Linked DNA regions of Homo sapiens: region 2 is linked to region 1. A link is an interaction called in ENCODE POLR2A ChIA-PET data of the cell type or tissue named here. Cell type or tissue: GM12878. All regions are shown on one strand. Each heading gives the region's core, and the rest is flanking DNA. Links, peaks and the distances in the headings are about the cores only.

Region 1 (4,403 bases), core at 204-4,203:
AAAATTTAGGCACGCGGATGCATTGGAGGGTGAGTAGAGCAGGGTTTATTGGGCGAAAAGAAAAAAGGAAAAATAACTCTCAGCAAAGTGAGAGAGAGTACTGCTAGCAGGTTTCCCGCCTCACAGATTGAATCCCAGGTCACCACACAGGAACAGGAGAGGCCAGGTTCCTCCCCCTTGCAAATGGCGGGAACTTCCCAAGGCTCCACCCCGTCTTCCCAGTGCGCAGATGGGCATCATTCAGGAACAATCAGTCGGGAAAAGCCTGGCTTCATCCAGGACCTGCAGTACGGCTTTTCAGCCGTCAGGCTGCTTTAGGCTTAAAGGTGGGGTTTTGCCGGGGACCCTTGGCTGTCTCCTGTCTCTATCAGTAACATGGCTAATGATGTTTTTGGCACATAGTATATGCTAAATAAGTAATAGTTATTATGGAAGGAATGCATACGCTGGGAAATTTATTTTAGGACCTAATTTCTTAAGTTGTTCTCATTTTTAATATAGAAGGTGACCAATGGGAATCATAGAAGACTGAAGCCATAAGCTGGTAGTTTGGAAGAGGTGGCTCAATAGGTGAAACAGTCAGGAGACATGGCAGTCACTGAGCCATGATAATAAAAGCTCCCTTCATGATGATGGCATGTAAGTGGGAAGGAATAAATCCTAATGGACAGATGAAAGAAATACTTTTAATACAGAATCTATGGGATTTGATACTTGTTGGAAATTAATACAAGGGAAGAGCAGTCAAGCATTATTACTCCGATTGAATTTGAATAAATAGGAAAATTGTACCGCAAGCAGATATTGAAACTTTAGAAAGGATACACGTTGTCAACAAAAAGGAAGTGGGAAATAAGAATGAGCTATTCAGAACTACTGAGACTAATTATCACAATGTGTGATTTATCTATATGGAGATAATGGCTAAGGGCTTTGGCAGTGTTATACATGCCAAAGCAGTGGGAAAGACCCAAGTTTAAGAAAAAAGGAAAGGAAGAACAAGGCAACAAAATGAATAATGAAGGAACAATTCGTAGCAGTAGAAATACCAGGAGAACTGGAATTGAGAAAGTCCAAGGAAGACAGTTTCAAGAAAAGATGGTGTAATACGTATGTATTTGGTCTTTGTCACCAGTTTCTGGCACTCAGCTTCTAAAACCCTTGAAATCTCAGGAGTTGTCTCTTTTGTAAGCTAATGAGATGACTGGTGGCTGTGGTCCCCCAGATAGGATGGGTTCTGGTCACTGGAAAAGCTAAAGCATGAATAGAGGGTTAGAAACTTCAGCCCCTCCCCTCACTCCAGGGAGAGGAGAGGGAGCTAAAGACTGAATTAATCAATATGGCCTGATTTAATAAATCATTCCTCCATAACTGAAAACCTCCATAAACAACTCTAAATGATGGGTTTTGGGGAACAGCCAGGTTGATGCACACTTAAATTTGGTCCATGTGCTGGGAGGTAGCACACCCCCAATTCCATGGAACAGAAGCTCCTGCATTGGGAACCATTCTGGGCCTCTTCACCTGGCTGTTCATTTGCATTCTTTAATAAGGACACCCTCCGTAACCACATATAAGTGGGAAGGAATAAATCCTAATTGGAGTTGAAAGAGATACTTTTAGTACAGAATTATAGGATTTGGAAATTGCTAGAAATGACAAACAAGGAAACATCAGTCACACATTATTACTCCAAGGATTGTAAACTCCTATCTCTTATAATAAAATGGCCAACTGTTTTCCTGGGTTTTGTGAGTGTTTCTAACAAATTATCAAACCTGTGGAGGGGAATATGGGAACCCCTCCCCATAATTTATAGCCAGCTGGTTATACATACATGTGGCAACCTGGGACTTGGGACAGAAGTCCGAAGTGGGGACAGTTTTGTGGAGCTGAGCCCTTAACCTGCAGAGTCTGTGCTAACATTTGGTGACTTCATGTTGGAATTGAATTGAGTCAAAACAGTTCAGAAGTGGTAACTGGCTATGCAGATTTCTATAGATTCACATGAGGTTGAGGCTTAACTCAGTTGGCTGGATTTGATCATTGGGAGTCCTTGGTCATAAGCAGGATCCTCAGAGTAGACGGATGGAAGCCAGACCGCACAGACTTAAACAGAGGGCCGTGATAGCTATTGACAGAATCCACATGAACGTTAATCCTTCCTTCACATTTCTGAAAATATCCACATTCTGACCTTGCCAGCCTGTTGGAAGAGCCTAAAGATCAGGAAGCAGATCTTGGAAATGGGATAAGGATTTGAGATGGGGCTTGGGGGTGAAGCCAGGAGAAAGGCATTAAGAAAATGAGTTTTCTTAGCTGGGCGTGGTGGTGCATGCCTGCAGTCCCAGCTACTCAGGAGGCTGAGGCAGGAGAATTGCTTGAACCCAGGAGGTGGAGGTTGCAGCAAGCCGAGATTGTGCCACTGCACTCCAGCCTGGGTGACAGAGTGACACTCTGTATCAAAAAGAAAAAAGAAAATGAGTTTGTCTCTAGTTGCTGGGATATGCAGTGAGGATTTAGGAAGTTTATCATTCCTTTCCCCTCCTTACAACTTAGTCTAGATTTGCAGACCATTACTTGAATTATCTTAATATAAAATAGAATACTAAATTGGGGTATGGAGGTACCAGAACCAGGGAGAGGTAAAAACTAAAGGTGATCCCTAAAAGGAAGAGAGGAAAGACGGGCTTAGCCAAACTTCTATAGCAGGACATATTATAGTAACTACAGAAGTAGTGTGTTTAGAAAACAAGTCACCAATCTCTCTGGAAAAGCAGTGCTGACTGGCTGATATTATTTGACACTTAGGGACTAGGGTTGCTAATTAGCAAAGAAGGAAATTCAACTGATTTTCCTCAGAAAACAAATTACTTCTACAGTCCATTTGCTCACTTCACACTGCTCTTCCCCTTAAAAATCAGCCAAACTTAAATAGCTAAATATTTTCAGCATTGCCCATCTGAAAAGTATAGATATCTATGAGTATCTAGCTGTGGCATAGGAAATGAATAAAAATATGGAAGGTAATATGCAGTGATTAAAAATACAAGCTTTGGGGCTCAGCCTACCTGAATTTGCTTCCTTACTCAGTCACTTCCTTTGAACACACATGACTGTGCCCGTTTCCTCATCTATAAAATGAGGATAATAGACAACTATCTCAGAAGGTTCTGAGTCATATAGCAAACACCCAACAAATGTTACCCGTTACTATTATCTTAGATATTCTTGAGTATTAAATTTGAATTGACCCATATTTTCAGTGAGAAAGTTATTTAAACATTTTGTACCCACGTTTTCTCATTCATAAAATGAAAAATATTATATATCTTACCAGATTACTGTGAAACTAGGCCATGCAAAGAAGTTATTCCTGGTCCCTATCCTATTTCCCCATCACCAAATCTCAATCACAGAGCTTACAAATTCCGCACTTCTGATTCTGGAATCTACATTCTAATACACAAATATACGTAAATTCAGAAGTTGTATTTCTTTGTAGTACTCCTTGCTTTTTACTGTACAAGTAAAATATATTCAATGAAGGAAAATTTTAGGCAGGGCGCAGTGGCTCACCCCCGTAATCCCAGATGTGTTCGGAATTGGTGGGTTCTTGGTCTCACTGACTTCAAGAATGAAGCCACAGACTCCAGCAGTGAGTGTTAAAGTTCTAAAACATAGTGTGTCCGGAGTTTCTTCTTACGGGTGGGTTCGTGGTCCGGCTGACTTCAGGAGTGAAGCTGCGGACATTGGTGGTGTGTGTTACAGCTCTTAAAGGCGGCGCATCTGGAGTTGTTCGTTCCTTCCTGTGGGTTCGTGGTCTCGCTGGCCTCAAAAGCGAGGCTGCAGACCTTCTAAGTGTTACAGCTCATAAAGGCAGCACATACCCAAAGAGTGAACAGCAACAAGATTTATTGCGAAGAGCAAAACAACAGCTTACCCAGCACTGAAGGCGACCTGAGCGGGTTACCTTTGTTTGCTTGGGCAGCCTGCTTTTATTCCTTTATCTGACCCCACCCACATCCTGCTGATTGGTCCATTTTACAGAGAGCTGATTGACCCATTTTACAGAGAGCTGATTGGCCCATTTTGACAGGGTGCTGATTGGTGCATTTACAATCCTTTAGCTAGACACAAAAGTTCTCCAAGTCCCCACCAGCTTAGCTAGACACAGAGCACTGATTGGCACATTTACAAACCTTGAGCTAGACACAGGGTGCTGATTCGTGCATTTACAATCCTTCAGCTAGACATAAAAGTTCTCCAAGTGCCCACCTGACTCAGGAGCCCAGCTGGCTTCACCTAGTGAATCCCAATCCCGGCGGCGTGGAGCTGCCAGCCAGTCCCCCACTGCACACCCAGCACTCCCTGCACTCCTCAGCCTTTGGGCAGTCTATGGG
Region 2 (4,403 bases), core at 254-4,253, 270 kb before region 1:
GTGTGACAATGTGTGCCTCGTCAGTTCCTCTAAGGTTAGGGCAAATGGCAAAGTATTTAAGTTTACAGAAGAATGAGGTCTGATTAAGCATTAAAATAATGTCTTGATTATAAGAATTGTTGAATGGCAAATTGAGTTACAGAGGAAGTCATGGAACTTGTTTTGTAAAATAATACGATCCTAATGAGATCAGCCAAAGTCAAAGATGTGAGGTAAGTGAAGTCTATCTGTGTACCATACATGCACTTCCTATTCTAGGTCTTAACTTCCTACCTCCGTCCACTTACGTTTCTCCATGGCTTCCCCACTCCTCTATCAGATCTCACCAAGCAGTGTATACAACCAACCTACCCTGTTAGAATCCACATCTCATCCATGCATTGCTCTTTCTCAATCAAACTTAACACCTTGTGAGCCATTCACTAAAGTTACTGTTAGCCATTCCCTAAAGTTAGCCATTCCCTAAAGTTACTGTTAAAGTGGGCTAATCACAAAAACAATGCCAGAAGTATATGTTAATGATTGCTGCTTGCTTTATGTATTTTTTGAACTACTGAACTATAGAAAGACAAAAAAAAATTATTTTCTTTGGTAAGTGTTCAAGTCTTACTTTAGGTACTTCGATTGTTATAAAATATTGTTGCTTCATTTAAATTATTTCTAAACTGCAGAAGACTCAATTTTGAGTGAGATGTTTCTTATATGCCAGTTTGAATTTCTAAATAACAAATTACATTAATAGTAAGATGTTCTCTGCCAACTGACAAAAGAGAAGCCTAAATTCAGCACTTTTTTTTTTTTTTTTGAGGTGGAGTCTCACTCTTGTTGCCCAGGCTGGAGCGCAGTGGTGCCATTTCAGCTCACTGCAACCTCTTCCTCCCAGGTTCAAGCTATTCTCCTGCCTCAGCTTCCTGAGTAGCTGGGATTACAGGTGCCCACCACAACGCCTGTCTAGTTTTTGTACTTTTTAGTAGAGATGGGGTTTTGCCATGTTGGCCAGGCTGGTCTCGAACTCCTGACTTCAGGTGATCTGCCCACCTCAGCTTCCCAAAGTGCTGGGATTACAGGCGTGAGCCACCATGCCCGACCAGCATTCTTTATCTATAACAGGATTTGAGATTTGATAAAACACACATGTGTTAAGAAGGAAAAAAACAGTAACAATAATTGGCTAGATTTTAAGTTATTTTGATTTATTAAGTGATATTGTACAAAAATGTTATGGTATTTATTTGTGGAATTCGAAAGTGACCAAAGCTCATAATATCAGACAATCTGACCATGTAAGCCAGGCCAAAGAGATTATTACTTAATAAGCACTTTAATAAGAAAAAAAAGTTAATACATTAAAAGGCAGAGTTTTTAATAACAGAAACATTAACTATAACTTATTATTTCATTTCACTCTTCAAAGGAAGTCAGTGGACAAATGATTCCAGTACGCTTGAATAAAAGTAGATTGTTACATGCATGTAACAGCTGCAGGCAATGCCCATTGATTGGGATCTTTGTCCATGCTACAAGATAAAAATCTCAGCAGAGATTCCAAGAACACAGAGTCATTGGTTTCCATATGTTCACAAATTGCTAAGATGTTACACTATTACCTGACATCTACATAAAGAATTCATGCATAAACAAAGAGGCAATAAATTAAATTCCAAAATTATTTTAGTTGGCATTTAAGAAACAAACATCGGGGCAAAATTGATCTCTGATCTTGATCTTAGCCTCTGCCTCTCGTTTCTCTCCTTAATGTGCTTACATATGAATTCCCTTTCAGTATTTGTCACTCACCTCATCAGCTCTGCTCTACTCATAATCCAGAGATCCAGATCCCTAAGACAAACCAGAACAGTGCCCCAGTCCTAAGTGTGACTTGTGGGATGTCTAGCTCATATATTAATAGCTGCCTGATTTGGGGATTTGGCTGTACACTGTCCACTCCATTGCCTCTCTGGACAGAAGGCCAACTGTTAACATTTTCGCCTTCTTTTCTGAGCTTAGGTATTTGTGCTTTCCCACCTTCCCTCCTAACCTCTGTGGTTTCTGATAGAGGCTTTTCACCCAGGGCTGAAGTTTCTGTTTCAGGGTGGCCTCCCAGGCTGAACAGAGTGGTTTTTACCATGTGTGGTTACAGATGCTAGAGATAAGTGAGGAAGGAAAGAAAGGGATCTATGTTTTGGATGACCTATTACTTTCCAGAAAAGGACCTAGCCTCTTTACATGGCTTCCACTCAAAGCAACACTGTAAATTATGATTATTAGTTTCACTTTCCAGTTTAAAAAACTGAAAATCAAAAATAAAGTTTGCATATTTTATGCTGCTAAGCTGTCAACTGGAAGACAGGGTTTCTACTTCTGGCTTTGCTACTGAGTGACTTTGGTCAGCTCCCTCAATTTTGTTAGCCCTCAACCGCCACATCTGCAAAATACTGTTATTGTTACCAGGCTGATCTCTTTGAGGCCCAATGTTTCTCAAGTTCTGTGAAATTATGATAGAAAAAAGTTACTTCTGTGATTCAGATTGTTTAAATTTGATAGTGGGTAATGGGATTTCATTATACTATTCTCTTTACTGTTTTATACAGTTAAAATTTGCCATAAGAAACGTTTTTTAAATCTCTATTATCTAAGGAACAATACACCAGCCCATTTTCACTAAAACATGTAAATTAGTGGTAATTTAGAAATTATCTTAATTATCTTCATATTTATTTTGCACATGAAACAGGCAAAAACTGCTACCAATGGCAATTGAATTTTTCCATCTGTTCTATATTTTGCTAAAACAAAATTCTTATGTAATAAAATCAAACAAGAATATTCTTCTCCACTTAGAAATAAGTGGAATGCTTATTATCAAGCATTTCGTTTCTGTGGGCACCCACTCTGGTATAACTAAACCATATGTTTTATTTACAATTCTGCCAGACTTTCCCCAGATTCCTTTCTTTAAAGGGTCTCTAGCTGGACAAGAGACCTATGTTCTAACAGACACTTTCACCCTGGTTATCGTTGAGTAGAGAGTTAGAGACTCTGATAGCTAGAAAATCCACCCATTAAACCACACCACTTCTGCTGGGGCATGCAATGTTCACCAAAAATGAGCAAGTTAATTGAATGACAAACAATTTCCCACATTACTAAGGTTTCAAAAACAATGCTATGTTCTCTTTTGAAAGTTCAGAGTTATGAACAGTAACAATTATCCCACTTCAATTCCATTCATTCAAATAGTGAAAGCTGGAATGCTTAAAATACAAATAACTAGCAAAACTCAACCAGATGTTTATCACGGGTGATTTTATTCTATTTTTTTTATAGCTTAAATTCCCTGAACCAATTGAGGAGGAAATAAATAATCTAAGTTTTAAAATGTTTCCTTTAAATTTTTATTTAGTTGCTAAACTTTATCGTCTATAAGTTCAGAAAAGAATGGGAATTCTTACCTACCTTAGGACTATCTGTTTTTCTGGAATGGCAATTTCCCTGCACTCTTCAAAATTCAATGTGAGGCATACATTTGATTGGTTGAGAGGCCCTATTTGAAATGTGGAATTAAAGAGGTACTGCTTTATTGTGTCTTAAAATACTTAGACTCTCAAGCCAATTTAATATTTACAGATTGTTCGTGATTGTGAAACAATTGCATGTTAGAGTCCAGATGTATGAGTTTGATATTTCAAAATTCATTAGTTCAAAATTCAACTCTGGCCCACCCAGAAACATGAGATTAAACAAAGAGACCAAAAAACAACACATTCATCACATAGCCACTTGGTTGGTACCAGCATCCTCCAACACATAAATGTAAAGCACACATCTCTGGACATGAAAAAATTAGTCAGAAGTACTCTATTGTAGAAGAAAGTAAATGATTTTAAGAACAGCCGTTACTGCTGCAGGGAGGGTAAATATTTGATTCTGTGACACAGAAAATACTAAGCAAACATGATCCTTTAAAGAAAGGGCAGAGATAGGCATATGGTACTTCCAATCAGCATTTCCAAATATTCTCATCCCACCAAAAGAAAGAACAGAAACAATTCTTAGTGAATACTTGAGAGAAAAATTACAGATATGAACAGTTTTGTAATGGGAAAGAGGCTCAATGAAATAGAGTTTGTTGAGACAACAGGACCTTGGAGATCAGAGCCTTTTTATAACTCATTCTTTTCCTTTTTGCACGTTCAGGCCCACATGATGTAAAAAGTACCCATTCTGTATGAAGAGGTTCAAATGACCAGCTCTAAACGAAGAGTTAGAGGGATGGAAGAGTTGATCCCAAATACAGGAATTAAAAATTGGGGCTAGAAGTTCAACTTAGTTTCCAGTTACATGTAAAAATGGAGTCAGTAAATGTAGCCCAAGACTCATGTTTGAAATAAATTTGTAAAATG

What was found. Peaks named below come from ENCODE experiments on the same cell type or tissue, not always from the same donor. Only the 100,000 strongest peaks of a DNase experiment are listed, where the experiment ranks them.
Region 2: POLR2A ChIA-PET joins it to region 1 with 5 read pairs; 2 of 35 experiments call an interaction of 5 or more read pairs at or near these places.

The regions. Positions count from the first base shown.
Region 1 is chr4:113,772,683-113,777,085 of GRCh38, reverse strand. No RefSeq gene overlaps it. Among named protein-coding and RNA genes, the nearest start is that of CAMK2D, 13 kb to the right of the region's middle. In GM12878, for the core only: no CTCF peak of the experiment used is centred there; no DNase peak of the experiment used is centred there.
Region 2 is chr4:114,038,435-114,042,837 of GRCh38, reverse strand. No RefSeq gene overlaps it. Among named protein-coding and RNA genes, the nearest start is that of ARSJ, 61 kb to the right of the region's middle. In GM12878, for the core only: no CTCF peak of the experiment used is centred there; a DNase peak (open chromatin) is centred at 2,097.